7 separate regions of the Homo sapiens genome follow, and regions 1, 2, 4, 5, 6 and 7 are each linked to region 3. Evidence: chromatin loops called from intact Hi-C (ENCODE). Cell type or tissue: mammary epithelial cell. All regions are shown on one strand. Region 1 overlaps MUC17 (mucin 17, cell surface associated). Region 2 overlaps SERPINE1 (serpin family E member 1). Region 3 holds the start of LOC124900622 (a long non-coding RNA gene). Region 4 holds the start of ACHE (acetylcholinesterase (Yt blood group)). Region 5 has its middle 7.9 kb from the start of TRIM56. Region 6 overlaps MUC17 (mucin 17, cell surface associated). Region 7 holds the start of MUC12-AS1 (MUC12 antisense RNA 1).

What was found. A loop is a pair of places that touch in the nucleus more often than their neighbours do. Peaks named below come from ENCODE experiments on the same cell type or tissue, not always from the same donor. Only the 100,000 strongest peaks of a DNase experiment are listed, where the experiment ranks them.
Region 1: it touches region 3 in a loop (5-fold over the local background); 4 of 110 quality-filtered maps call a loop at or near these places.
Region 2: it touches region 3 in a loop (5-fold over the local background); 3 of 110 quality-filtered maps call a loop at or near these places.
Region 4: it touches region 3 in a loop (7-fold over the local background); 17 of 110 quality-filtered maps call a loop at or near these places.
Region 5: a loop joins it to region 3, with 6 times the contacts of the local background. A loop is called at or near these places in 14 of 110 quality-filtered maps.
Region 6: a loop joins it to region 3, with 12 times the contacts of the local background. A loop is called at or near these places in 60 of 110 quality-filtered maps.
Region 7: a loop joins it to region 3, with 3 times the contacts of the local background. A loop is called at or near these places in 5 of 110 quality-filtered maps.

Annotation. Positions count from the first base shown.
Region 1 is chr7:101,029,657-101,033,656 of GRCh38, reverse strand. It overlaps MUC17 (mucin 17, cell surface associated), which reads right to left. Exons shown (of 13, transcript NM_001040105.2): 2 at 2,436-2,537; 3 at 1-2,056. Among named protein-coding and RNA genes, the nearest start is that of MUC17, 12 kb to the right of the region's middle. In mammary epithelial cell, a CTCF peak has its summit at 2,377; no DNase peak of the experiment used is centred here.
Region 2 is chr7:101,136,118-101,140,117 of GRCh38, reverse strand. It overlaps SERPINE1 (serpin family E member 1), which reads right to left. Exons shown (of 9, transcript NM_000602.5): 8 at 3,034-3,117; 9 at 871-2,713. The coding sequence ends at 2,676. Among named protein-coding and RNA genes, the nearest start is that of SERPINE1, 11 kb to the right of the region's middle. RefSeq lists an enhancer at 1,231-2,006. In mammary epithelial cell, a CTCF peak has its summit at 1,707 (motif pointing right); a DNase peak (open chromatin) is centred at 1,457; H3K27ac peaks cover 2,542 bases.
Region 3 is chr7:100,964,214-100,968,213 of GRCh38, reverse strand. MUC3A (mucin 3A, cell surface associated) reads right to left here. Exons shown (of 12, transcript NM_005960.2): 6 at 3,371-3,519; 7 at 2,867-2,932; 8 at 2,348-2,510; 9 at 1,655-1,828; 10 at 1,471-1,562; 11 at 1,263-1,315; 12 at 1-1,093. The coding sequence ends at 1,052. LOC124900622 (a long non-coding RNA gene) reads left to right here and starts at 3,407. Exons shown (of 3, transcript XR_007060456.1): 1 at 3,407-3,494; 2 at 3,948-4,000. RefSeq lists silencers at 1,630-1,839, 1,860-1,999. In mammary epithelial cell, a CTCF peak has its summit at 1,785 (motif pointing left); DNase peaks (open chromatin) are centred at 1,783 and 2,103; H3K4me3 peaks cover 621 bases; H3K27me3 peaks cover 1,409 bases.
Region 4 is chr7:100,895,739-100,899,738 of GRCh38, reverse strand. ACHE (acetylcholinesterase (Yt blood group)) reads left to right here and starts at 3,851. Exons shown (of 5, transcript NM_000665.5): 1 at 3,851-3,937. RefSeq lists silencers at 2,498-2,577, 3,800-3,949 and an enhancer at 3,414-4,000. In mammary epithelial cell, a CTCF peak has its summit at 2,436 (motif pointing left); no DNase peak of the experiment used is centred here; H3K4me3 peaks cover 114 bases; H3K27me3 peaks cover 1,122 bases.
Region 5 is chr7:101,075,629-101,079,628 of GRCh38, reverse strand. No RefSeq gene overlaps it. Among named protein-coding and RNA genes, the nearest start is that of TRIM56, 7.9 kb to the left of the region's middle. In mammary epithelial cell, a CTCF peak has its summit at 1,864 (motif pointing right); a DNase peak (open chromatin) is centred at 1,898.
Region 6 is chr7:101,057,863-101,061,862 of GRCh38, reverse strand. It overlaps MUC17 (mucin 17, cell surface associated), which reads right to left. Exons shown (of 13, transcript NM_001040105.2): 13 at 3,004-3,860. The coding sequence ends at 3,819. It also overlaps the pseudogene RN7SKP54. Among named protein-coding and RNA genes, the nearest start is that of TRIM56, 26 kb to the left of the region's middle. In mammary epithelial cell, a CTCF peak has its summit at 2,350 (motif pointing right); no DNase peak of the experiment used is centred here.
Region 7 is chr7:101,015,888-101,019,887 of GRCh38, reverse strand. MUC12 (mucin 12, cell surface associated) reads right to left here. Exons shown (of 12, transcript NM_001164462.2): 11 at 2,225-2,313; 12 at 952-1,293. The coding sequence ends at 1,252. MUC12-AS1 (MUC12 antisense RNA 1) reads left to right here and starts at 2,280. Exons shown (of 3, transcript NR_120520.1): 1 at 2,280-2,473. RefSeq lists enhancers at 907-1,056, 2,247-2,396, 2,467-2,516, 3,949-4,000 and a silencer at 1,106-1,400. In mammary epithelial cell, no CTCF peak of the experiment used is centred here; DNase peaks (open chromatin) are centred at 2,247 and 2,697; H3K4me3 peaks cover 345 bases; H3K27ac peaks cover 1,124 bases.

The DNA.
Region 1 (4,000 bases), 65 kb before region 3:
GTGCTTCCTTCACTAGGAGTTGAGGTTGGCATACTGGCACCATCAGCAGTTGTAGGAGAGGAACTGGCTTCAGTTGAAGTGGTCACAGGTGTGCTGGTGTCAACAGGAGTTGTTGAAAGGGTGCTAGCCTCAGAACTGGCCACCAGTGTGGTGTTGACAGGCATACTTGTTAATGGAGTGCTTCCTTCAGTATAAGTTGAGGTTGGCATGCTGGTACCTTCCGCAGTTGTAGAAGATGAAGTGGCTTCAGTTGAAGTGGTCACAGGAGTGTTGGAGTCAACAGGAGTTGTTGAAAGGGTGCTAGCCTCAGAACTGGCCACCAGTGTGGTGCTGACAGACATACTTGTTATTGTAGTGCCTCTTTCACTGTAAGTTGAGGTTGGCATGCTGGTACCTTCAGCAGTTGTAGAAGATGAACTAGCTTCACTAGAAGTGGTCACAAAAGTGTTGGAGTCAGCAGGAGTTGTTGAAGTGGTGCTAGCCTCAGAACTGACCACCAGCCTGGTGCTGACAGGCATGTTTGTTAATGGAGTGCTTCCTTCACTAGGAGTTGAGGTTGGTATGCTGGTACCTTCAGGAGTTGTAGAAGATGAACTGGCTTCACTAGAAGTGGTCACAGGTGTGCTGGTGTCAACAGGAGTTGTTGAAAGGGTGCTAGCCTCAGAACTGGCCACCGGCATGGTGCTGACAGACATACTTGTTAATGGAGTGCTTCCTTCACTAGGAGTTGAGGTTGGCATGCTGTTAACTTCAGCAGTTGGAGGAGATGAACTGGCTTCAGTAGAAGTGGTCACCTGAGTTTTGGAGTCAACAGGAGTTGTTGAAAGGTTGCTAGCCTCAGAACTGGCCACTGGAGTGGTGCTGACAGGCATACTTGTTAATGGAGTGCTTCCTTCACTAGGAGTTGAGGTTGCAATGCTGGTATCTTCAGCAGTTGTGGGAGATGAGCTGGCTTCACTAGCAGTGGTCACAAAAGTTTTGGAGTCAACAGGAATTGTTGAAGTGGTGCTAGCCTCAGAACTGGCCACCAATATGGTGCTGACAGGCATATTTGTTAATGGAGTGCTTCCTTCACTAAGAGTTGAGGTTAGCATGCTGGTAGCTTCAGCAGTTGTAGGAAGTGAACTGGGTTCAGTAGAAGTGGTCACAAGTGTGCTGGTGTCAACAGGAGTTATTGAAAGTGTGCTCATTTCAGAAGTGGCAACCGGCATGGTGCTGGCAGGCGTACTTGTTAATGGAGTGCTTCCTTCAGTATAAGTTGAGGTTGGTATGCTGGTGCCTTCAGCCGTTGTAGGAGATGAACTGGCTTCAGTAGAAGTGATCACAGGAATGTTGGTGGCAGCAGGAGTTGTTGAAAGGGTGCTAGCCTCAGAACTGACCACCAGCATCACGCTGAGAGGCATTCTTGTTAATGGAGTGCTTCCTCCACTAGGAGCTGAGTTTGACAGGCTGGGACCTTCAGCAGTTGTAGGAGATGAACTGGCTTGAGCAGAAATGGTCACAGGTGTGCTGATTTCAACAGGAGTTGTCAAAAGGGTGATAGCCTCTGAACTGGCCACCTTCATGGTGCTGGCAGGCATACTTGTTAATGGAGTGCTTCCTTCACTGTTAGTTGATTTGGGTATGGTGGTGCTTTCAGGAGTAGTAGGAGATGAACTTGCCTGAGTAGAAGTGGTCAGAGGTGTGCTCATATCAACCTTATATGTTAAAGATGTGTAGGCCTCAAAACTGGGAAGAGGTGCAGTGCTGACAAAAGCCATTGTTGATGAAATGCTTTCTTCACTTGGTGTTGACATGGGCACGTCGGTGCCTTCAGGAGTTGTAGGAGATGAAGTGTCTTCAGTAGAACTGGGGAAAAGTGTGGTGCTGTCACTGGTAGATTCTGAAGTTGTTCTGGATTCTGTTGGTGTCATCCTGGTACTGGAGACACCAGGAGTGTCTGAAGTCACACTGGACTCAATCGAGGTCATCTCAGGGTTGGTGCTGCAACTCAAATACATTCTTGGCTCCACGACATTTGTAGATGTTGTACCTGTGGCGGTGTTTGCCGCAGAACCTGTTTAAGATACAATGATATTTTGTTTAGAAGTTTCTTAGGGTTCTGTATGTCAGGAGTGATTGTTGTAGTTGGGCTTTTTACTGAAAATGTGTTCAGATAAGGGATGTCATCCGTTTTCAGGAAGAAGTGGAATTAGTTTCTCCAGTGTGTTAGTCTCTCCTGCCTTCCCTTCTATGCAGTTAGGAATTGAACTCGACCCCTTTCCTCCACAGTCCCTGCCTGGGTGATTCCACATCTGCCTTGTAATTCCTGGCCCCAGATCTCAAGCCGTCACACACTGTAAAATATGGCAGCTTCACCAGCCTGGCAGGGGTCGCTCTAGCCCTTTCGCAGGTGAGCCACCTTCCCAGATAGATCTTGGAGTCTGTTGCCTTACCTGTCCTAACGTGCTGAGACAGCTGCTGGCACTGACGGTTCAAGACGTCCCCTTGGGAGATGCACCCTCCTCCATCCCACACAGCCCTGTTCACACTGAGGTCTGAAAGAGACAAAGGGGAGTTAGTATCCCAGAGCCATGATCTTCCTTCATTCTCTTGAAGACTCTGAGTCTCTACTCCCTGCCCTGGAAAGTCCCTGGCCCCTGAACCAGCCTGCTGATTTTAGTTAGAAATCAGCCATCAGGACCCTGCCCCAGAAAGTAAAGCAAGAAGATGGTACAGGGGATTTGCTCCCCAGCCTGGAGGAGGTCCAGCAATGTCAAATTGTGCAGGTGGCATGTGCCCGTAGTTCCAGCACTTTGGAGGCTGGGGGGAGAGGATCGCTTGAGCCCAGGAGGTCAAGGCTACAGTGAGCTATGATTGCACTACTGCACTCCAGCCTAGGTGACAGAGTGAGACCCTGTCTCTACAAAATTTTATAAAAATTAGCTGGGGATGGTGGCACATGCCTGTAGTCCCAGCTACCCAGGAGGCTGAGGCAGGAGGATCACTTGAGCCCAGGAGATCATGTTCATAATGAGCTATGATGGCACCACTGCACTCTAGCCTGGGTGACAGAGTGAGACCTTGTCTCTAAAATGAATAAATAAATATTTTTTAAAAGATAGAATATGACCTATTAGAATAACATGCCAACTGACTGGGCGTGGTGGCTCATGCCTGTAATCCCAGCACTTTGGGAAGCTGAGGCAGGTGGATCACGAGGTCAGGAGTTCGAGACCAGCCTGGCCAACATGGCAAAACCCTGTCTCTACTAAAAATACAAAAATTAGCTGGGCATGGTGGCATGTGCACCTGTAGTCCCAACTACTTGGGAGCCAGAGGCAGGAGAATTGCTTGAATCTGGGAGTCAGAGGTTGCAGTGAGCCAAGATCACACCACTGTACTCCAGCCTGGGTGACAGGGCAAGACTCAAAAAAAAAAAAAAAAGCCAACATTGTAATTGCTATTTGAAATATATAAGTGAGTGGTTGATTTAGATTTGTGATTTTCCATTAGAACATTGCTAAGATTGTAAACTGTTAAAACATTTAAGAGAACTTAAGGTTCAACACACGTAAACATTTAATTAGACCCGTAGAACAATCTATGTGTGGGAAAGTTTTAAAAATATATACATTTAATTTGTTAGATTTATGGAATTTCTTAAGTACTTGGGAAGTTTAATTTATTAATCAGACAACTGAAGTCCTTCAATAGAAAATACAATGTACAGTCACATATTCTTAGCTAGAAAATTTACTAAAAAAAAACCTAAAAGAGGTCGGGCACGGTGGTTCACGCCTGTAATCTCAGCATTTTGGGAGGCCGAGCCAGGCGTATTACCTGAGGTCAGGAGTTCAAGACCAGCCTGGCCAACATGGTGAAACCCTGTCTCTACTAAAAATACAAAAATTAGCCGGGTGCGGCGGCGTGCACCTATAATCCCAGCTACTCGGGAGGCTGAGGCAGGAGGATTGCTTGAGCCTGGGAGACAGAGGTTGCAGTGAGCTGAGATCGTGCC
Region 2 (4,000 bases), 170 kb before region 3:
AGTCTCACTATGTTGTCCAGGCTGGTCTGAAACTCCTGGCCTCAAGCAATCTTCCTGCCCCGGCCTCCCAAAGTGCTGAGATTACAGGCGTGGGCCACTGCGCCGGACCTGAGAGTGATATTGGCTGGATCCATGGGAAGTCCTAGGTGGAGGAACTGGAACTTGAGCTGGGTTTGAAGAATGGGGAGTGGGAGTAGAGGGGTGGGAAGCATTTGGTGCTGGAAGGAAGTGTCATGAACAGAGTTGGGAACCCACAGTGACAGTGACTTACGAGCAGGCCCATCTGCATAAGTGGAAAGTTTATGGCAGGGGAACATTTTTTTCCTTTTTGAGGATGATTCCCAGGGGCAGAATCAACTTATCCTTGGGGCTTGTGGCAGAGCTGAGGTGACCATTTCATGGACTCCCCCATGTTGGGCCAACCTGGATGTAGGAAGGTCTCTTCCACCCATGAGGTCTATGGACCAACAGGATTTTGATTCTGGGTTTGTTGTTGTCTTTGTAGTTGTTGTTTTTTGAGAGGGAGTCTCGCTCTGCCACCCAGCCTGGAGTTCAGTGATGCAATCTCAGCTCACTGCAACCTCTGCCTCCTGGCTTCAAGTGATTCTCCTGCCTCAGCCTCCCGAGTAGCTGGGATTACAGGCGCCAGCCACCACGCCCGGCTAATTTTTGTATTTTTAGTAGAGACGGGGTTTCACCATGTTGTCCAGGCTGGTCTCAAACTCCTGACCTTAGGTGATCCACCCACCTCGGCTTCCCAAAGTGCTGGGATTACAGGCATGAACCACCACACCTGGCCTAGGCTTCTGATTTCTTGTACCACCGGTGTGAAATGGAGAAGGTGAAGGCAGTGACTGTCCTGACATATTCTTCGTATTTATTTATTTTATTATTTTTTTGAAACATTTTTACATGTTTATTTATCAAAAGTGAAAAAGCATACAATTCAACACAATTTCAATAGCATTTGACACCACCCCTGTGGATCCTGTACATGGCTGACGTCACCGTCCAGTGCAAAATCAAAAAAGAAAGAAAGAAAAACCCCAAAGAAAGAGGATTTTTCAGTGGAGAACATGGTGGGCTGATTAGGCTTCTATTAGATTACATTCATTTCACATCTGTGTGCAATTCTCCCATAAATTGGTCTTTAAAATATATATATATATTTAAAGATATTAGAAATATATATTTAAGTATATTTAAAATATATATATTTTTAAAGAGACGGGGGTCTTGGTATGTTGCCCAGGCTGGTCTTGAACTCCTGGGCTCAAGCAATCCTCCCGCCTTGGCCTCCCAAAGTGCATTACATCCATCTTTGTGCCCTACCCTCTGGCTGGTAGGTTTTCAGAAATATTATCTAAGGTAGTTGAATCCGAGCTGCCTGTCTCTCTCACCCACCCCCCCCTCACGTGTCCACTGCTCACACACAGCAGCCGGAAATGACACATTGAAGTGAGTCACCAATGCGGCTGTGAGTCACCCTGTAATTGGGGAAAGTTCTGTCCTGGTAGGTCATGCAGCCCCTTGCATTTCTGCTCCTAAATCTATTGAACACATTGGAAACCACTCTGTCCTCATCTGAGTCTCTGTCCCCCCACTCCGTCCTTTTGATCCCCTGAAGGAGGATGAAATTGTATGGTCAATTTCCATCAAGGGGAAAAAGAGGGGCGCGGGGGGCGCGAGGGTCTCAGGCGGCCACAAGGTGGCAGTGTGGGCTCCGTCACGCTGGATGTCCGGAGGGGTGTGTGCCAGTCAAGTGGCTGGACTTCCTGAGATACGGTGACACAGACCACAAAGAAACACTAGGAGCGAGTTTAAATAATATTATTTTCCTTAGTAGTTCTCTTTCTCTCTAACAAGCACTCAAGGGCAAGGATATGATAAATATTTAGGTACACCCCTCCCCACCAAGAGATTGGGGGGTGAAGAGCTGGGCACGCATCTGACATTTCTTCCTCTATTCCTATAAAAATAAAAGGAAGCAGAAATCTGCTTCAATGAGTAAACAAGTCACCTACACTCCAAAATAACCCATGCACACTGTTTCTGGGGAGGGAGATGGCCAGGCCAGGAGAGTTGGGCCACATGATGGGGGACATTCACTCTGCCACCTGCAGCACCCCTGTACTGGGGAGGGGTGGCCAGTGCCACAGTGGACTCTGAGATGAAAGGGTGTTTCTTCCACTGGCCTTTGGCCTGTCACCAGCCTCCTCCGCGGTGGCAGGCAGTACAAGAGTGATGGCAATGTGACTGGAACAGAAATAGTTTCTACCAGGCACACAAAAGCTCCTGTAAGCCCCGTAGTTCCATCCTGCAAAGGGCCTCAGTGGGAACCAGGTCTGCAGACCCGAGTGGGCAGAGAGACGGGTGGAAGCAGGTGCCCCAGATGGTCCCGCAGGCGTCACCGTCTGGTTTGGAGACCTTAAGGGAGTTGTGCTTCAAACTTCTCTCCCAGGGTCTCAGGTGGAGACTAGGGAGTTTGACCTAAAGGTCCTCCAAGGAGAGGCCAAGGTCTTGGAGACAGATCTGGTTTACCATCTTTTAACAAAAGGCAAATGTCTTCTCTTCCTTCAGAAAGAGTCATTAACACTAAAATTCTTTTCTTCGGAGTTTCTTCTTTCCCGATGCATCTCCAGTTTTGTCCCAGATGAAGGCGTCTTTCCCCAGGGTCAGGGTTCCATCACTTGGCCCATGAAAAGGACTGTTCCTGAGGGTGGAAGAACCATGGGGGTTGAGAAGCAGAAGGAGTGGGACAGCTCATCAGGCTGGATGTGGGTGGAAGGACTGAGATCTAGGCAGATGAGTGAGCTGTCTGGAGTCGCAGCTGCCTGAGTCACAGAGCGGGGACCCGGCACTGTCTGTGGGTGATAGAAGGTAGCCTCCTCTTGGGACAGGAAGCAGGGTAGGGTTATGGGTTCCCTGCCCAGAGCCCTCTCAGGGATAGAGGGATGTCTGCATCTGTCGGGACTAGTTCCTGAGAGAAAGAATGGGTGGGAGGATGTGGAACGTGATGGGTTCCAGGCTCACCTGTGGGGTTGTGCCGGACCACAAAGAGGAAGGGTCTGTCCATGATGATCTCCTCGGGGGCCATGCGGGCTGAGACTATGACAGCTGCAAGAGAAGGGACAATGTCTTAGAACAGAGGGATGCTGGCACTGGCACCACCCCCACCCCCGCCGTTTTTCTTAGAGACAGGGTCTCCCTCTGTCGCCCAGGTGGGAGTGCAGTGGCACCTTCATGGCTCACTGCAGCCTTGAACTCATGGGCTCAAGTGATCCTCCCACCTCAGTCTCCCAAGTAACTGGGGCTACAGGTGCATGCCACCATGCCTGGCTAATTTTTTTCTAATTTTTGTAGAGACACAGTCTCATTATATTGCCCAGGCTGGTCTCAAATTCCTGGGCTCAAGCGATCCTCCTGCCTCGGCCTCCCAAAGTGCTGGGATTACAGGTGTGAGCCACTAAGCCCAGCTGGAAGTTGTTTGTTTTCCTGAATATGAACCTTAAAAGTTTAGGGACATCCTCTGAGACCTGGTTTCCTCCAGGAGCTTGGTAGCAATGGATCAGCTCTTCCCTTACACACATTTATCTAAATCCTTTAAGGGCTTATTGATAAGCTCTTTCTTTTCTTTTCTTCTCTTTCTTTCTCTTTCTTTCTTTCTTTCTTTCTTTCTTTCTTTCTTTCTTTCTTTCTTTCTTTCTTTCTTTTCTCTCTCTCTCTCTTTCTTTCTTTCTTTTCTTCAGAGTCATGCTCTATTGCCCAGGCTGGAGTGCAGCAGCGTGATCTCGGCTCACTGCAACCTCTGCCTCCTGGATTCAAGTGATTCTCCTGCCTCAGCCTCCCAAGTAGCTGGGACTACAGGCACATGCCACCACGCCTGCCTAATTTTTGTATTTTTAGTAGAGATAGGGTTTTGCCATGTTGCCCAGGCTGGTCTCGAATTCCTGACCTCAAGTGATCCACCTGCCTTGGTCCCCCAAAGCGCTGGGATTAC
Region 3 (4,000 bases):
GACACCAGGAAGAGAAGGGGGAGGAGGGGAATCGGAGGGGATGGGTTTAAAAGGCAGAGGGGAGGCAAGAAGGGAGGGGGATCGAAGGAAATGAGGAGGAGGGAGACTGAGGGGGCTGCCTTTCCTTGGGGACTGGGGAACTCATGCCCTGCCCCCACCCGCAGGGCTCCAGGGGTGAGAGAAAGGGGTGGAGAATAAAGAATTGGGCAGCAGGGTGATGGGGGGAACAGCAGCTGGGGTATTTAGGTCAGGGGGAGTCGGGGGCAGAACCGATGAATGGACGGGCTCAGAAGGGAGAAGATACAAGGAATGAGAGCAAGAGAAACGGGGAACTGGGCAACGGGGTGACGGGGAGAACAGCACCTGGGTATCCTAAGACACAGAGGCTATCTATACCTTGCTAGGGACCAGGATGTGAGGAGAGGAGGGAGGATTTAGGGCTGGGGGACTGGGGTGCAGGATGGATGAAGGAACGGGGTCAAAAGGGGAGGACGTCTAAGGAATGAGAGCAAGAGATGCAGCAGGGAGTTAGATCAGGAGAGGGCAGGAGATGGGATGGGGCTGCAGGCTGCCTCCAGGTTCAAAGTAAGAAACAGGCAGTAGGGAATTGAGAGAAAATAAGAACCAGGGCCAGAGACCAGGTGAAGGACGTGAGGATTGGAGGATCCGAGAGAGGCAATGGCAACACGAGGGCTGAGACGGGAGGGCAGAGTAGGACCGAGAATTGACCAAGTCTATGTGGTTTTCACAACAACGGCGTGAGCTATCATACAGGAATGCTGTACCCGTTTTGCAGGTGAGGAAACTGAGGCTCGTTACTGACTTGCCCAAGATTCCACAGTGGAAGAGCCTGGACGTGAACTGCGTCTCCAGGTGGGTTTCAGCCAAGTTGGAAGGAGAAGGATGGGATTTGGGGGAACAGTCTCATCTTGCCCAAGAACAGCAGGAGCCTGGGCTGCCCGCGTCCTGGGGCCACCTCTTGAAATGGACGCAATGCAGACCCTTGTGTCCGGGGCAGGGCGGAGGGGGTGGTGAAGGGGCCCCGCAGGGCTCACACTGAGGACGAGGTCATCTCGGGTCTCTTGATGTGCACCTGTCAGAGTCACAGTGAGGGACGGGAACGCGGAGCCACTGGTTTGGGCTGACAGGGAGGTCACTGCTGATCCGAGCCCAGCCCCCTCCCTGCCCTGGTGGGGGTCGGGGAGGGATTCTGGAATGGAGGCTGGGAGAGTTCCTTGGGGTCCCCCTCTTTAGCCCCTCACCTTCATAGTGGTGTCCACGTTCTCCAAGGCCACATAGAAATTTGTATCCTTGTCTAGAGAGAGAGAGGAGCGGAGAAAGAGAAGGGGAGAGGGAGGGGACGGAAGGGAGAGGGGGACGGAGTAAATGCGAGGAAGGCAGGGAGGGCGTCTGTCCTCGCAGTGGTGCCCAGGAAAGCCTCTGCCTGCTTCCCCAGGAGGCAGGACTCACCTGTTCCGTCGTCCTCGAAACCCCAGTTTGAAAAAGTGCCCACGACTTCCTCATCCCAGGTCTCGAACCATTTCCTGTCCTGGTCCCAGGACCTAGGTGGGGCCGCCGCGCGGTCAGACAGAGCCGGCCCGCCTGGGACCCCTTGGCTGCCCTCGCCCCCCGGCCCCGCCCCCCGCACGCTCACCGGCCTCGGCGCTGGCCGCCCCACCATCCGGAGCGCACCGCCCGGACGCCCAGCGCCAGCAGCAGCAGCACCAGCAGCGCGGCGCCGGCCGTCAGGCCCCCGACCAGCGCCCTCCAGTGGACGGCCACCTCGCAGCGCGGGCCAGAGAACCAGTGCGTGTCGGTGGAGTAGCAGCTGCGGGAGATCGCAGGGTCAGACCCTCTTCACCTCCGGGCTCGGGGTCCACCCGTGCACCTGGGCCCCGCGGGGGCGGGTGAGGGGGCGGGGCTCCAGCCTAGGGCAGCGGGGGGTTCCACCCTAGACAAGGGGCTGGGAATCCACCCTAGAACGAGGGGCCGGGGCTCTACCCTAGGTGAGGGGGCGGGATTCCACCTTAGATCAAGTGGGCAGGGCTCCACCCTAGAAGGAGGGGGCGGGGTTCAACCCTAGAACGAGGAGGCGGGGCCCCACCCTAGAATGAGTGGGCGGGGTTCTCTCCCAGAATTAGGGGACAGGACTCAACCCCATCAAAGGAGCAGAGCTCCAGGGCAGGGCTCCACTGTAGGGCAACGGGGATGGGCTTGGAGCGGCACTCTGGGGACGAGGCTCCACTGTAGGCCCAGGGCGCGGAGCCGGGGCGGAGCATGGGGCAGGGCTTCATCCTAGAATGAGTGGGAGGGGCTCGGCTGATGCCGATGGTGAGCGGGGCCTTACCGACACGTGGGACCGCTCGTCTCCAGAACGCACTGGCCCTGGTGACAGTCGATGGCGTTGTCCACCCCCGACGTGCATTTGGTGACACAGCGGAGCCGGGTGGCCTCCACCAAGGGGAAGTAGAACTCTTCATAGCCCGTGGGAGCGGCGCGGCGGCAGATGGCTGGGGGTTGGGGAGGGGGATGCACAGAGACAAGGACCTCATCCATTCTATTCAGGGGCCTGATAACGGTGCCTCTGAATATGCGCGAGGAGGATTCCATTTCCGAGGTGGGATGCTGTGGGGTAGACCCTGGGATTCGATGAGGGGAGGCCACCCGCAGCACCCTCACCCTCTCCTCGTGGCCCCTGCTGTCCTCAGGTGGAAGCCACTAACCAGCGCCAGGAAGGGCCGCCCTGGGCCACATGACTTGCCTCCCCCAAAGGTCTCTCCCTGCCCACAGGCTTCAATGGGCAAATGTCCCTGGTAGCCCGGATCATAGCCGCGGGAGACCACTCAGCCCTTTACCCCACCCTTACCTGCCGGGGTCAGCTCTGTCTTGCTGTTGTTGTTCACCTTGATGGAGTCAGGCTTAAAACACAGGGCTGCGGAAACACAGGCACAGATGGAATGGGCGGGGCAGATCAAGGGGTTAAGGTCAAGGGGTTAGCGCCAGGAGGCAGGATAGGCACAGGGAGGGCAGTGAGGGCTCTCTCCGTCTGGGAGAGCCCTCTCCCAGACGGAGAGAGCCACAGGCGAAGACTCCTGTTGCCTGCCTCATCTCCCCTGAATAATCCGAGGTCTTCAGCCATCCGGGAAATGCTGACCATGACAATCAGGGGGTCTCTTTCCCAGTACCGAGGTCACGGGGAGACCCTCCCTAGCCCCACCCTTGACACCGTTGTGTGTGGACTTATTCCCCTTCTCCCAACCTGCCAGAGGTACCACAGGGCTGGCACCTGAGCCCAGTGGCCCCCTGGCTGAGCTGGAGTGGGCTGGGGTGACACCTCAGGCCCTGGCCCCTCCCTCCAGCCTGGGCTCACTCTGGGAGTCCTGGCAGCTGTTCACATCCTGGCTGGCGTTCTGCAGCCCCTCCTTCAGCGTGGTCTTCACCTGCTCATACTCGCTCTCCAGCTGGGGGCTGAAGGGCATCTCCAGCAGGACCAGGTAGTCCACCACGATGCTGCCATTCCTGAGGGGTCCACAGCCTTAGAGAGTGCCCCAGCCAGGAACATATGGGTCCTTGGAGGGGCACCTCCAGAAGCAACCCAAAGTGCACCAGAAGGGGGAAGGGAGCAGAGGTCATGAGTTGGGATGCCACGTGCATCCTTTTCAGAAGGGGCTGCCAGCATTCCTGACTTGGTCTGCCTGGGAAGGCAGGACAAGGAATGACTGACATGATTGACTTCCTCTCTCTGTGTGTTTTATAGAGACAAAGTCTTGCTGTCACCCAGGCTGGAGTGCAGTGGTATCATTGTAGCTCACTGCAGCCTCCAACTCCTGGGCTAAAGTGATCCTTTCTCCTCAGCCTCCCAAGTATCAGGGACTACAGGTGTGCACTACCATGCCTGGCTAATCATTTTATTATTATTATTATTATTACTATTTTTACTGTTGTAGGGATGGGTTCTCACTATGTTGCCCAGGCTGGTCTTGAACTGCTTTCAGGTGAT
Region 4 (4,000 bases), 68 kb after region 3:
TCCAGCCTGGGGCGACAGAGTGAGACTCTGTCAAATAAATAAATAAATAGGAGATACTGTTCTTCAGCCCCTCCTCCTTCCTGCTGGCTGGAATGTAGATGTGATGGCTGATGTTCCAGCAGCCATTCTATGCCATGCGGTAGAAGTCACATGCTGAAGATGGTGCAGTAACAAGATACTGTGCAAGGAGCAACAGGGTTCCGTGTAAAGAAGCCTGGACCCTGACATTGAGGGCACCATGCCAACCCTGCAAGACTCATTTCTAGGTCTCTTTTTTTTTTTTTTTAAGACAGAGTCTCCCTCTGTCACCCAAGCTGGAGTGCAGTGGCGAGATCTTGGCCCACTGCAATCTCCGCCTCCCAGGTTCAAGCAATTCTTGTGCCTCAGCCTCCCAAGTAGCTAGGAGTACACGCACGCACCACCATACCAAGCTAATTTTTGTATTTTTAGTACAGACAAGGTTTTACCATGTTGCCCAGGCTGGTCTCAAACTCCTGGCCTCAAGTGATCCTCCTGCCTCAGCCTCCCAAGTAGCTAGAACTATAAGTATGCACCACCACACCCAGCTAATTATTTTTATTTTTTGTAGAGACAGGGTCTCACCACATTGGCCATGCTGGCCTCATACTCCTGGCCTCAAGTGATCCTCTCTCCTTGTCCTCCCAAAGTTCTGGGACGACAGTCACTGCACCTGGCCCAAGAAATACATTTCTATTATTTTTTTTTTTTTTTGAGACAGAGTTTCGCTCTTGTTGCCCAGGCTGGAGTACAATGGCATGATTTCCGCTCACTGCACCCTCCACCTCCTGGGTTCAAGCGATTCTCCTGCCTCAGCCTCCTGAGTAGCTGGGATTACAAGCATGGGCCACCATGCCCAGCTAATTTTTTTGTATTTTTAGTAGAGACAGGGTTTCTCCATGTTGGTCAGGCTGGTCTTGAACTCCCAACCTCAGGTGATCTGCCTGCCTCAGCCTCCCAAAATACTGGGATTACAACAGGCATGAGCCACCATGCCCGGCCTCTATTATATCTTGTTAAAGCCATTATTTGGTTTTTGGTCTCATACAGCTGAATTGAATATTAACCAATAAATAGAGGAAATAAGAATCTTTTGTGTTAGAAGATGTGGATCAAGGTCTGTAATAGAAGTGGGGTTCCCTGCCAGGCATGGCAGCTCATGCCTGTAATCCCAACACTTTGGGAGGCTGAGGCAGGAGGATCACCTGAGGTCAGGAGTTCGAGACCAGCCTGGCCAACATGGTGAAACCCCACCTCTGCTAAATATACAAAAATTAGCCAGGTGTGGTGGCAGGCGCCTCTAGTCCCAGCTACTCAGGAGGCTGGGAAAGGAGAATCCTTGAGCCCAGGAGGCAGAGGTTGCAGCGAGCTGAGATGGCATCATCTCTACACTCTAGCCTGGGCGACAGAGCGAGACTCTGTCTAAAAAAAAAAAATGGCGCTTCCTTCCAAGGTGGGAGACAGAGATAAAAGAGGGGTAGGGAAATTCTCTGAATTGGCAGAACTGGTAGTAGAAGCAAGGCTCATTCCTGGATAAACAGAAATGGTGAGAGAAGAAATGGGAAAAATCAAGGACATCCCTGCAGTGACAGCTGTGGAGGGTGGGGAGTTTACTATGCTAGACTATGTAGGGAAACGCCTCCTGGCTTGACAGGTTAGGTGCCTGTGTTGACAACGGTTGCTGAGAGCTCAAGGTGAAAAGAGGGATAGTTCCAGGAAATGATAACCCTGGTGATAAACTATCCCTGCCCTCCCTATCTTCATTGTACAGGCCTAGAAACTCGTGACGACAGAGGTTAGGTGACACCTGCGTGGCACAGTTCGTCTGGAGGGTGACAGGGGCAAGCCTTCATCACTAGCAGGGCCAAAAATCCCTAAAGCCTCAGGACTGGGGCAGGCCTCAGAGCACTCGTTCACAGTTTGTTTCCATCATTTTATTTTTTTGCGGAGAAGGGAGTCTCGCTATGTTGCCCAGGCTAGTCTCCAACTCCTGGACTGAAGCGATCCTCCTGTCTCGGCCTCCCAGAGTGCTGGGATTACAGGCACCGCACTAGGGGCCACACGCGGCCCCATCATTTTAATAATTCATAATTACCACGCTTAGAAACCTGCCTCAGATTCATTCCCCCCGCAGCAACACCCACCATCCACCCTCCTGTCCCCTCCCCCATGCACAGCCCTTACATCTGCTCTTCAGGGATCTCAACTAGGGCACATGGTCTGGCCAGTGAGGAGCCTTCAACTAGTGCGGCCAGAACGCTGAAGGCCGGATACAAGGAGCCTCGGTGTCCAGGCAGGGGATTTGGGGTTGCCTGAGATTGGGGCGGGGAAAGCCGGAGACAGTGGGCACAGATGGCGAGGGGTTCACCTCCCCAACACCCCCAACCCAGCCCAGTCTCCGAGGCCCGAGTGGCTGCTTTTTGCGCCACCTGGCGGCCGTCTCCAGCGAGCGGAGCGCGGGTGACCGTGCCTGCGGGACCCGGTTCCCGTGGGGCGAGCGGGCGTGGGGCCCGCCCAGCTTGGAGAGCCGGGAACCGCGCGGCCCAGGGACTGGCAAGACTCCGGATTCAACCCCTGCGAGGCCCCGCAACCCGGTGCCCGCGGTCCCTGGCGGCGGCGCCCGCGTGCCCGAGGCGCTGCGGGGCGCTGCGGGGCGCGCGGCGGTTAGAGCGAGCGTGTGCGCACGCGCCCACCCCACGCCGCGCCCCGCACCGCCGCGCGCGCGCACGCACGCCCGACGCTGGCCTGCGCCGGCCGCTCTCCCACGCGGGGTCTCGGGGGCTCCTGAGCCGGCCGCCTCCAGGAAGCAGGCGCCGCGCGGTATTGCCGCATGCACCTCGGTCGTGGGGACCCCGCTGCAGCAGCCCTGTCCACACGGGTGAACTCCTGGAGGGCGGGGCGGGGGGCAATCTGCGCGGGTCAGGCCCCTCGGAGCAGGCTGGGGGCGCCCGAGCCAGGCCGCTCCCACCTGCCAGCCGCGTGGCCAATGAATGCTAGGCCTGGTGATGTCATGCCCCGACCGGACCCTGGTGACGAAAGTCCGAAGTCACCCGTCAGGGAACCAGCACAGACCCACCCGCGGGGGTTCCAGAAGTTTCCACTGCCGCCGCGGAGTGCGGCCTCGCCCAGCAGCCTTGCGCGTGCTACCACGCTGTCCTGCCTTCTCAGGTGTCCCAAGTCACCCCTTCCTCCCCCAGGGGTCTCCTGTCTCCATGCCCTCCCACCTCATTTCCACTAGCGATCCCATTTTACATCTCCATTCCCACAGGTGTCCTTTCATCCCCAGGAGTGTCCCACGTCACCTTTTCTGCACCCGTGCCACCTGGACCCCTAAGGGGACGGTACTCTGCCACACTCCCACATGCCTCTCCTCCCATGCCACCCGTCTGTGTCGTGGCCGGGGATGCATGACCCCTTGGCCTTGCGCTAACTTCACCAGCCTCGAGCGAGACCGACAGGGTGTCCAAGTGTGTCCGTCCGTCTGTGAAAGTCGTCCCTGCGTTTGTCTGTGCCTGTCACTGCATGAGGTCGTCCGTCTGCGCGTGTCTGTCTCCACGGGCTTCTGTCCGTCTGTCTGTCACGTGGGTGTCTACTCCGCCGCTGCAGGTCTTTGGGTCGCGTCTGTCACTGCGCTCTGTCGTCGGTCGGCGTCTGGCACTGGAGTGCGTCTGGGCCCCGGGGTCTCCGGGTCTCGGCTCCAAGGGAGGGAGAGAGAGGGGAGGTGGCCACCCGGGAGAGCGGGGAGGGGCGGGGGCGGAGACAGTGGGCGGGGGCGGGCGGGGGCGCTGTGAGGCCCGGAGGGGGTGTGTGCGGGGGGCCGGAGGCGGCGGCTGTCAGAGTCGGCTCAGCCTGCGCCGGGGAACATCGGCCGCCTCCAGCTCCCGGCGCGGCCCGGCCCGGCCCGGCTCGGCCGCCTCAGGTGAGTCTCCCTCCCCGCCCGGGACTCTCCTTAAGGCCCGGGTCCGGGGCACCGTGCGCTCCC
Region 5 (4,000 bases), 110 kb before region 3:
TACAGGTATGTGCCACCATGCCCAGCTGATTTTGTATTTTTAGTAGAGACGGGGTTTCTCCATGTTGGTCAGGCTGGTCTCGAACTCCCGATCTCAGGTGACCCGCCCGCCTCGACCTTCCAAAGTGCTGGGATTACAGGCATGAGCCACTGCGCCCGGCTTTTTTTTTTTTCCTGCTTTCTGGATGACTTCCTTAATTAAAACCTTCCAACCCTTCTATTGTGTCTTTCAAATCTGCCATCACGGTTTTTTGTTTGTTTGAGAGGGTCTCGCTCTGTCGCCTAGGCTGGAATGCAGTGGCTCAATCTTAGCTCACTGCAACCTCTGCGTCCTGGGTTCAAGAGATTCTTCGGCCCCAGCCTCCCGAGTAGCTGGGAATACAGGCGCGTGCCACCACGCCTGGCCAATTTTTGTATTTTTAGTAGAGATGGGGTTTCACCATATTGGCCAGGCTGGTCTTGATTTCCTGACCTCATGATCCGCCCACCTCGGCCTCCCAAAGTGCTGAGATTACAGGTGTGAGCCACTGCACCTGGCCTGAAGCCATAGTAATTGGAAGGTTTTAATTAAGGAAATCATCCAGAAAGCAGGAAAAAAAAAAAAAGAAAGAAAGAAATAGGAGTACAGTGGCACGATCTAGGCTCACTGGAACCTCCACCTCCCGGGTTCAAGAGATTCTCCTTCCTCAGCCTCTTGAGTAGCTGGGACTACGGGCGCCCACCTGGCTAATTTTTGTATTTTTAGTGGAGATGGAGTTTCACCATGTTGGCCAGGCTGGTCTTGAACTCCTGACCTCAGCCTTGGCCTCCCAAAGTTCAGGGATTACAGGCGTGAGCCACTGCACCCAGCCAAAAAAATAAAAAATATTTTTTAAAAATTGCATAGAACTATGCAGACACACACACACACATACATGCACACACACACATGAGTGCATGTAAAAACTACTGCAATCTGAGTAAGATCTGTAGTCTAGTTAATGGTATTGGACCAATGTCAATTTCTTTATTTTTATAATGTACTGTATCAGGATTGTGTTGGCAATTACTCGACTATGTACACTTGTCAAAACTCATTGAACTATATACTTAAATGGATGGTTTTTAGTTTATATAAATTATAGCCCAATGAAGCAAATTTTAAAATATAAAATATTAGGCCAGGCGTGGTGGCTCATGCCTGTAATCCAGCACTTTGAGAGGCCAAGGCAGGTGGATTACTTGAGGTCAGGAGTTTGAGACCAGCCTGGCCAAGATGGTGAAACACTGTCTCTACAAAAATACAAAAATTAGTCAGGCCTGGTGGCGGGCGCCTGTAATCCAGCTGCTTGGAAGGCTGAGGCAGGAAAATCGCTTGAACCTGGGAGGTGGAGGTTGCAGTGAGCTGAGATCGTGCCACTGCACTCCATCCTGGGCGACAGAGTGAGATTCTACATCAAAAAAAAAAAAAAAAGAAAAAAAGAAAAGAAAAGAAAAGAAAAAGAAAAAAGAAGAAAAAAGAAAAAAAAAGAAAAGAAGAAAAAAAAGTAAAATTGTAATCCTAGGCCCATCCCTCTTCTCCCAGTGCCAAGGCTTCAGGATCAGATGTGTAGTGATAGCGAAACATGTGTGGCAGCCCAGGTAGCCTCTTTTTACCTTTTATCCTATAAACCTCTCTGACTTTTGAAGCTGTGATCACTTCCTTCTCAAAACTCACGCCTCTCTAGGTCGACGCCCCCTCTTCCCCCTCCTCCTCTGCCCCCTCCCCTCTGCCCTGCTGGCTTCTCTTCCTCTGCCTGTTCCCCAATTGCTAGGCATACCTGTGCTCCCAGTGCCCGCAGCACCATCCACTCTGAACCATCTTTGCCATCCAGGCCCACTAGAGGGAGCTCTGTCCCCTGCTAACGCTGCCTGCTGGCTCCGGGCGATAGTCAATTACCCAGTCACCCATAAAAACCACCTTTCCTTCATCCAGTAAACCATAATGTTGCCACGGCAACTACTGCCTTCCTTGTCTTTTCCTCCTTAGCCAATTCTGTGGACTAATTCTAGAATGACTGTTCTTGCGTGGTCACTCTCCCCATCAGTGTCCATAGCAGCTCTTATAAGACCCCATGACAATACCATGTCCCTGCATGTTCAGCTGTGCCAGGCAGCTGGAGAAGGGCAGGGACGGTGCATAGACCAGTGGGCAGAGCCTGGGGAGGTCCCTGTCAGCCTGTGGTTGCTCCTGCCAATCATCATAGGCCCTATGTGTCCCTTCTAGGCTGCCAGACCCAGGGGCCCATCCTCAGTTCCTGTTTGTTCTGTTTTGTGAGACGGAGTCTTGCTCTGTCGCCCAGGCTGGAGTGCAGTGGCGTGATCTCGGCTCACTGCAACTTCCACCTCCTGGGTTCATGCATCTCCTGCCTCAGCCTCCTGAGTAGCTGGGATTACAGGCGCCCGCCACCACACTTGGCTAATTGTTGTATTTTTTAGCAGAGATGGGGTTTCACCATGTTGGCCAGGCTGGTCTTGAACTCCTGACCTCAGGTGATCCGCCCATCTCAGCCTCCCAAAGTGCTGGGATTACAGGCATGAGCCACAGTGCCTGGCCTCCAGTTCCTGTTTATACCAGGAAAACTCCCTCAAAGATTCCATTTTCTCCTTTTACTACTCCTTCCACCAGGGTCTCAGATATAACATCTAAAGAAGCACCAAAAATGTTACTAATCAGCATACATTTTTTGTGGATATGTTAATAATTAATATTTCAATGCAATACTTAAAAAATAAAATTACAAGACATCCATAATAAACATAATATCACAATTTTAAGTAAAGACAGAGTCAGTGTTACTGAGATTTCCTTTTGCCACTAGATCCTTTTAGCATATTTTCCATCTTTTGTTCTTGTTTTTGTTTTTGTTTTTAGAGACAGGGTCTTGCTCTGTCACCCAGGCTGCAGTGCAGTGCTGTGACCATAGCTCACTGCAGGCTTGAACTCCCAGGCTCAAGCGATTTTCTCACTTCAGCCTCCCGAGTAGCTGGGATTACAGGCACATGCTGCCACAGCTAGCTAATTTTTTGTATTTTTAGTAAAGACAGGGTTTCACCGTGTTCCCCAGGCTGATCTCAAACTCCTGAGCTCAGGCAATCCACTCGCCTCAGCCTCCCAAAGTCCAAAGTGCTGGGATTACAGGAGTGAGCCACTGCACCCGGCTATTTTATCTTTTGTAGAGATGGGGGGGGGTCTCACTGTGTTGCCCAGGCTGGTCTCAAACTCCTGGCCTCAAGTGATCCTCCCGCCTTGGCCTCTCAAAGTGCTGGGGTCACAGTAGAGACACAGTGCCTAGCCTATTTCCCATCTTAAAAACACAAGAGGCCGGGTGCAGTGGCTCACGCCTGTAATCCCAGCACTCTGGGAGGCCGAGGTGAGGGGATCACAAGGTCAGGAGTTCGAGACCAGCCTGGCCAAAATGGTGAAACCCCATCTCTACTAAAAATACAAAAATTAGCTGGGCGTGGTGGCCGGCACCTGTAATCCCAGCTACTCAGGAGGCTGAGGCAGGAGAATCGCTTGAGCCCGGGAGATAGAGATTGCAGTGAGCCGAGATCGCTCCACTGCACTCCAGCCTGGGCGACAGAGTGAGACTCCATCTCAAAAATAAATAAAAATTAAAAAAACAACAACAACAACACAAGAAAGCCAGTTCCCTGCTTGACCTTGCATGCCCCTACCAGTGAACAATGTCTGCCTTTGTTCTCCTTTTTCTCTGGGACCCACTCCAGACAGGCTCTTGTTTTCAACACTCCAGGGAAGCTGTTCTGGACAAGGTCATCAATCACCTCCCCATTGTCTGTGCTCCTCTTACTCAACTGTAGTATTTGACAGAGGAAGTCGCTTCCTCCTTGAAACTCTCTTCTCTTGGTATCTTGGCCTCTCATCTCCGTTGGTTCTCTTCCTACCCCCTGGCTATTCCTTCTCTGGGTTCTTCTACCATCCTGACCCTAAACATCAGCATGCGTTTAGACCTCCTCTC
Region 6 (4,000 bases), 94 kb before region 3:
GCCACCACACCTGGCTAATTTTCCTATTTTTAGTAGAGACGGGAATTCACCATGTTGGCCAGGCTGGTCTCAAACTCCTGACCTCAGGTGATCCACCGGCCTCAGCCTCCCAAAGTGCTGAGATTACAGATGTGAGTCACCACGCCCAGCTACTCAGTTTTGTTGTTGTTGTTGTGTTTTTTTTGTTTGTTTGTTTTTTGTTTTTTGTTTTTACAGCTGAGGGAGCAGAGGTTCAGAGAGAAGAAGTTACTTTCCCAAGCTCACGCAGGTAGTAAATGGCTCACCAAGAGTGGACCTGGGCAGCCTATGGGTCTGGGTGCTCTGTCCTGCCTCTCCGTTTCACAGATAGGATGAGAGAGTGGGAAGGTGCTGAGATTTCAGTTCCAGATGGGATGTGGGGTCTGTAGCCCTGTTAAGTCCCCGCTCCCATGGCCACAGATGCCTATGGGAGGCAGGAGGCAGGTCTGAAAGTGAAGATGTATGAATTCAGCTCAGTTTTGGGAACTGAGGATTGTTCATTACTGGGTATGTACTCCAAGGAAAAATAAACTATTCTACCCCCAACACACCTGCACCTGTACGTTTATTGCAGCACTATTCACAGTAACAAAGACATGGAATCAACCTAGGTGCCCATCAATGGTGGATTGGGTAAAGAAAATGTGGTACATGTACACCATGGAATACTATGCAGCCATAAATAAAACAATGAAATCGTCCTTTGCAGCAACGTGGATGCAACTAGAGGCCATTATCCTAAATGAATTAACACAAAGACAGAGAACCAAATACCGCATGTTCTTGCTTATAAGTGAGTGCTAAACATTGAGTGTACATGGACGCAAATATGGGAACAGCTGACACTGGGGACCCCAAAATCAGAGAAGGAGGGAGGGGGTCAAGGGTCGGAAAAATACCTATTGGGGCCGGGTGTGGTGGCTCATGCCTGTAATCTCAGCATTTTGGGACGCCAAGGCAGGCAGATCACTTGAGGTCAGGCATTCCAGACCAGCCTGGCTAACATGGCAAAACTCCGTCTCTACTAAAAATATAAAAATTAACCAGGCAAGGTGGTGCACGCCTGTAATCCCAGCTACTCGGGAGGCTGAGGCAGGAGAACCACTTGAACCCGGGAGGCAGAGGTTGCAGTGAGCTGAGATTGTGCCACTGCGCTCCAGCCTGGGTGACCGCGAGTCTCGGTCTCAAAAAAAAAAAAAAAAAAAGAAGAAAAGAAAAAAAGAGAAAAACTACCTATTGGGTACTATGCTCACTACCTGTGTGACAGATTTATTCATACTCTAAGCCTCAGCACCACACAATATACCTTTGAAACAAACCTGCACATGTACCCCTTGAGTCTAAAATTAAAAAAAAAAAGGTCAGGTTCGTGGTAATTTTTTATTTGTAACTTTTCTAATTTTTAATTTCCAATTTTGCTTAATTCGAAAAAATACATACCACTTTAGAGCAAATAGGACACAACGTTAACAACTGATAACTCCAGGTGAAGGTTATATGGGGTTCACTGTTATATATACATATATATGTGTAATTTTTTTTTTTTTTTAAGACAGACTCTCTCTGTCACCCAGGCTGGAATGCAGTGGTACGATCTCCGCTCACTGCAACCTCCGCCTCCCAGGTTCAAGCCATTCTCCTGCCTCAGCCTCCTAAGTAAGTGGGATTACAGGCATGCGCCACCATTCCCGGCTAGTTTTTGTATTTTTAATAGAGTCAGGGTTTTACCATGTTGGCCAGGCTGGTCTTGAACTCCTGACCTCAGGTGATCCGCCTGCCTCGGCCTCCCAAAGTGCTGGGATTACAGGCGTGAGCCACCACGCCCAGGTAGGGTTCACTTTTTTAACTTTATTGTTTTAACTTCCCTGTAGATTTGCAAATTTTCAAAATTAAAAAAAAAAAAAAAGGCCGGGCATAGTGGCTCATGCCTGGAATCCCAGCATTTTGGGAGACAGAAGTGGTTGGATCGTTTGAGCCTAGGAATTCAAGACCAGCCTGGACAATACAGCGAAACCCCGTCTCTACGAAAAAATTAAAAATTAGCCGGGCGTGGTGGCCGGCATCTGTGGTCTCAGTTACTTGGGAGGCTGAGGCTGGAGGAATTCTTGAGCCCAGGAGCTCAAGGTTGCAGTGAGCAGTGATCACACCACTGTGCTTTGGCCTTTGCGAAAGAGTGAGACTTTGTTTCAAAAAAAGGAAAAGAAAAGAAACAGAATTTTGATGGCAAATATGGAAATGATCAAGTGTAACGGAATATTTTTGTCACAGGAGAGGCCAGAAGGGGACCGCTGAGAAACGGCATGGTGCCTGCAGGTGCTCAGAGTGTCCAGTAGGGGGAAGCAGAGTCCAGGTTCTGTCTCAGGTTAGGCTTTGAAGCGGGTGGCGGGTGGGACAGACTTTCAAGAATACAATGAATCCTGAGCGGCATGGCTGGAATAACAATAATTATTAAAAAGCGTCCTAGGAATATTAAGAAGGACAGCGATGAAAGAGGCTTTAGAAATAACCTAGTCCTTATTCGGCAGAAGGCAAGACTGAGTCCAAATAGATTTTTCCCAGATTTAACCCAAGGAATTCACGAGAAAGCTTGAAATAGAACCCAGGTCTCTATCTCTTTAGATGTATGGAAAGAAATAAAAGCCCGTTTTCAGAAGGAGAGCTTGCAAAATTTGGTTTTCTTTGGTAGGAAGTGAGTCTCTCTCTCTCTCTCTCTCTCTCTCTCTCTCTCTCTCTCTCTCCCCCCCCCCCCTCTGTGTGTATGTGTATATGTGTGTGTGTGTCTGTCTGTCTGTCTGCCTTGCCTCTTGGACACCAGCAAATGGTGTCAGTGGAGTTCAAGGAATGGTCCTCTTTCCACTGCAAATCTCTCTCTTGTTGTCTTGAACCCCAAAAGCATCCGATTTTATGTTCTGGAGGAGAGAGAGAGAGTCTGGGAGGTTAGAAACAGGAGCTATGGGAAACAGGAGGAAAGATCTGGGAACCATGAAAATTGTAATAAAATTGCTTTATTATTTTTAGTTACTACAAATATATATTATAATATTTACTAAGGAAAAAATCAGAACTCATAACAATAAGAACTTAAAAAATACCCACAATCTTATATACCAAAAGGTAAATGCTCTATATTTAAATACAGGTGTTTTTCATGAAGATGGTATGCAATAATTCTTATGAGAGCATTTTGTGATATGTAAAGTGCATGCAGTCCAGTGTCCAAGGGGTCATGGTTGTAAACAGCGGGTCGAGGGCGCTGTCCATGGTACTGAACCCGGGCAGATGAGGGGAGGAACATCTCTGAGCTTGTTTGGAAGTGCTAGCAGGGAAGTCCAGATAGATACTTGTATGCCTTTGACTGAAGCGTGGTCCTCCTCTATCAGAGAAGGTCGTCCTCTCGTCCTCTTCAACTGAGCATGCAGCTTTAGGAGGGACACATATGGGGCAGTGAGGGAGGACGGGGACACCCGCCTGCTCAGCCAGATCAACCAAATCAATCCTGGCGATCAATGGGGTGAAAGATGTTGCAGTCAGAGTACCCTCAAATCTGGAGCGTCTTTGAAAAATGAGCAGGAAAGCCTAGCCTGATATCATGACAAGCCCATTGGAGCGTCCACGGGTTTCTATTTGAGAATCTCCCAGCACTGCTGTCTCTCCTCTTTCTCCTTGGTAAGTACAGGGCTTGTTTCCTGTACTTACAATGGGAACATTGAGTTCCCATGGAAGGCTCTCAATGGGAAAATGCTCCACCAAGCTTAGCCGGACTGGGATCTCCTCACTCCCAGACTTCTCAGCTCCATGCCTTAAAATGATGTCGTCATTACCTGAGGCCTCTGAATTCGGATCTGAAAAGAGAGATAAAACCAAGTGAGGGCTCAGCCCATGAGGAATTTGGGATTCTGGAAGCATAAGGAGGATTGGGATAGGAAGTGTTCTGTTTAATTATTTTTATTTTTTATTATTTTTTTGAGACAGGGTCTTACTC
Region 7 (4,000 bases), 52 kb before region 3:
AGGGTTATCAGCTTTATCACCCCAACAGAGGGGCAGCCCAGAGGGCCTGTAGGAGCCAGGGGGGAACTGATGAGATCCCCCGACCGAGGGTGGTGGGAGATGGGCAAGAGGGACTGGGCCTGAGCTGGGAAAGGAGGAGGGTACCACCTGCATTTGACCCTAACCCCTAGCAGGGACACCCCCTTTGTCTCTTTTCTAACCCTTCTTATTGGCCGGGTATGGTGGCTCACACCTGTAATCCCAGCACTTTGGGAGGCTGACGCGGGAAGATCACTTGAGATGAGGAGTTTGAGACCAACCTGGCCAACATGATGAAACACCATCTCTACTAAAAATACAAAAATCAGCCAGACTTGGTGGCGGGCGCCTGTAATCCCAGCTACTCAGGAGGCTGAGGCAGGAGAATCGCTTGAACCTGGGAGGCGGAGGTTGCAGAGAGCCAAGATCGTGCCTCCGTACTCCAGCCTGGGCAACAGAGCAAGACTCTGTCTCGGCAAAAATAAATAAATAAAATAACCCTTCTTATTGTCCTATGAGTATGCCCTGAAGACATGGCCATGCCTGGGCAGGGAGTTCTTGGGTTTGGTCTGTGGGTTCCGAGGTAAGCACAGCTCCCATGGCCATCTGGAGTGACCCTGCCTTGTGCAAGCTCAGCAGAGCCAAGTGCTCACTCCCTGGCCAACTGGGGTTGAATCTGAGGTCCTCTCCTGTCCCCAGAACCTGACATTAGGCTTTTCTGCCACAGGGACCTCAGCAGAGGCAGGCCTAGACCTGTCCTGACTGGAGCCGGGGAGGGGGCTCCCTGCAAAGACACAGGAAGGGGCCCAGAGCATTCGTTCCATGCCCCATTCAGCAGCCAGTCCTGGGAGAAATCCCATCCCAGGAGGGCTCTGACCCCTAACCTGACCCCAACTGCAGAAGGAGGAGAAGGAAACCTCTCACTTCTCATTCTGAGCTTTCAGATTTGCTTTTATTGGTAGGGAAATTCCAGAGTGGGGAGCCACCCAGGAGGAGACAGGGGTGCCGAGGCTTCTGGGAGTCTGGAAGCTCCCGGATGGAGAGGCTTACAGCCCCCAGCCTTCCCCAGCAGGAGCACAGGCAGGGGACTGGCCAAGTCTGTCAGCTCAGAGCAGGACCGGCTTCAGGGCCTGACTTCGGTCTCCTCTTGACCCGCCCCGGAGGCTTGTGGTGGGCTCTGTGTTTGCAGCTCTCCTGAACAGAGCTAGATGAGGGTGGGAGGCCCCCGTTGGCTCACACAGTGGATGCTACCATCTCCGGCCTCTGGATGTGGAGCTGGGGGACGGGAGAGAAGAGGTGAGGCCAAGGGGCAGACCCGGGAAAGGGGGAGCCCCAGGAGGAAGAGGGAGCCCTGGCGGGGAGGAGGGAACCCCAGGGGGAGGGAGGGAGTCCCAGGGGGAGGGAGGGAGTCCTAGGGAGAGGAGGGAGTGGCGGGGGAGGGGGGAGTCCCAGGGGAAGGGGTGGCCCCAGGGTGAGGAGGGAGTCCTGGGGGAGGAGGGAGTCCCAGGAGAAGGGAGGGAGTCCTAGGGGGAGAAGGGAGTCCCAGGGGTAGGGAGAGTGTCCCAGGGAGAGGGAGGGAGTCCTAAGGAGAGGAGGGAGTCCTGGGGGAGGAGGGAGTCCCGGGGGAAGGGAGGGAGTCCCGGGGGAAGGGAAGGGGTCCCAGGGGGAGGGAGGGAGTCCCAGGGGGAAGGGAAGGGGTCCCAGGGGGAGGGGAGGGAGTCCCAGGGGGAAGGGGAAGGGGTCCCAGGGGGAGGGAGGGAATCCAGGGGGGAAGGGAGGGGTCCCAGGGGGAGGGAGGGAGTCCCAGGGGGAAGGGAAGGGGTCCCAGGGGGAGGGAGGGAGTCCCAGGGGGAAGGGAAGGGGTCCCAGGGGGAGGGAGGGAGTCCCAGGGGGAAGGGAAGGGGTCCCAGGGGGAGGGAGGGAATCCCAGGGGGAAGGGAAGGGGTCCCAGGGGGAGGGAGGGAGTCCCAGGGGGAAGGGAAGGGGTCCCAGGGGGAGGGAGGGAGTCCCAGGGGGAAAGGAAGGGGTCCCAGGGGGAGGAAGGGAGTCCCAGGGGGAAGGGAAAGGGAAGGGGTCCCAGGGGGAAGGGAGGGAGTCCCAGGGGGAGAAGGGAGTCCCAGGGGGAGAAGGGAGTCCCGGGGGAAGAGGGAACCCCAGAGGAAGTGGAGCAGCCTCAGGGGGTGGGGGCAGCTCGCAGCTGAGTCACCTCTGTGCCAGAGTCAACAGTCTCCAGGGTGGGCCGGAAGTTGTTGTAGGCGTTCTCAAGGCCGAATCTGCTCTCCCTCAGATTCTGGTCTGTAGGGAGAGGCCGTGATGAGTGATGGGAGCCTTGGTAGGGGGAGGACTAGGGGGCAGAGGGGATTTCCTCTGGCAAAAGGAAGAGTCAGCCCGGCATCTGCCCTACGCCCTTTCCCACTGCCGACCACCCCTCCGACCCTGCATCACTGGGCTGCGGGTAAGTGCAGAGCCTGCCTGGGGAGCCGCCCGCTGGACCCCGGAACAGGAGGGAGCGGAGCAGAAGCCCCCCACATGCACGGGGTGGAAGCGGGGGCCACGGAGGAGCGTGCGTTCAGCCCTGGACTCAGGGGTGAGGTCAGAGTGGAGCGGGAGACAGGGCTGGCTCTGGGTCAGCAGGGCCGCCCTCCTTCATAGCAACGGTAACCATAGCAGGCAAAAAAGCTGCGTCTGGAATCTTCTTCCAGCATCCTCCCGGAGCACAGCGATCACTTACTTCCTGGTCCCGCAGAACCACTCACTCTCTGGACTCCGGGGCTCTCCCTGCACCTCTGACCCCTCTTTTCCTGCGTCCTCCTAGATCGGGGTCCTCATGCCCTACCTGTCCTTCTACGGGGGCTCCTGGGGGGGGGTTCTCCTTTCACCCTCCTCACTTCTCACTCTGCATTCTCCCCGATGAATGGACAAACCTCTATTCCAGTACGTGGTTCAGGCTGCAGACCCCTCCCGGAGATTCAGACAGGCACGAGCCTTGCAGCCTCCTCCTCAGCACCCACCAGCCCCCCAACTCAGTGTGCTCCACCGGCTGCTTCTCCCCCATCCTTCGGGGCCCAAGGGTCAGCTCGGACAATCCCGGAAATCCTCCCTCACTCCCTCTCCCTCTCCCACCCACTCAGCCTCATCTCCACCAGGCTGCGTCTCCTCTCCCTCCCCCCACCCCCTCAGCCTCACTTCCTCCACCTGGTCTCCCTGCTTTAGTGCTCCCTGAATGGCCTTTTGAGTAAAAAAAATTCAAAATGTGACCGGGCATGGTGGTTCACGCCTGTAATCCCAGCACTTTGGGAGGCCAAGGCGGGCGGATCACCTAAGGTCTGGAGTTCGAGACCAGCCTGGCCAACATGATGAAACCCTGTCTCTACAGTCTCTACTAAAAATACAAAAATTAGCCACGCGTGGTGGCATGCCTGTAATCACAGCTACTAGGGAGGCTGAGGGCAGGAGAATCGCTTGAACCTGGGAGACAGAAGTTGCAGTGAGCCAAGATTGTGCCACTGTACTCCAGCCTGGGTGACAGAGTGAGACTCTGTCTCACAAAAAAAGGTGGGCGGCCAAAGCCCCTCAACCCCCCACCCCATTCCCAAAGCCCTGCCAACCTCACGTCCCTCACTCTTTCTTTGTGAGATTGACCTGCCTTCCCTTCCCCGCCAAAAGCAAGCTCCTTCCCAACTGCAGGCGTTTCTCATGCAGTGCCCCCTGCCTGGGGTGCCCTTTCCCTTGTCCTCACTGGGATAAGGCCTCCCTGCTTACTGGGCTCCCACTGTGTTGAAGGAGGAAGCACACCTGCTTACTCACCTATTCAAGAGTCAGTCTCACCTGGGGGCTAATCTGACCCCCTATCCCCACCCAGGCTGGGTCAGGTCCACCCCTCTGCTCCCTCTGCCCTGGGAATGGCCCTATCACCCCGCTTAGCTGAGTGTGCACTGGATGCCCTCACTGAGTTGGTCTCTGGGGGCAAGATCTGGTTCTC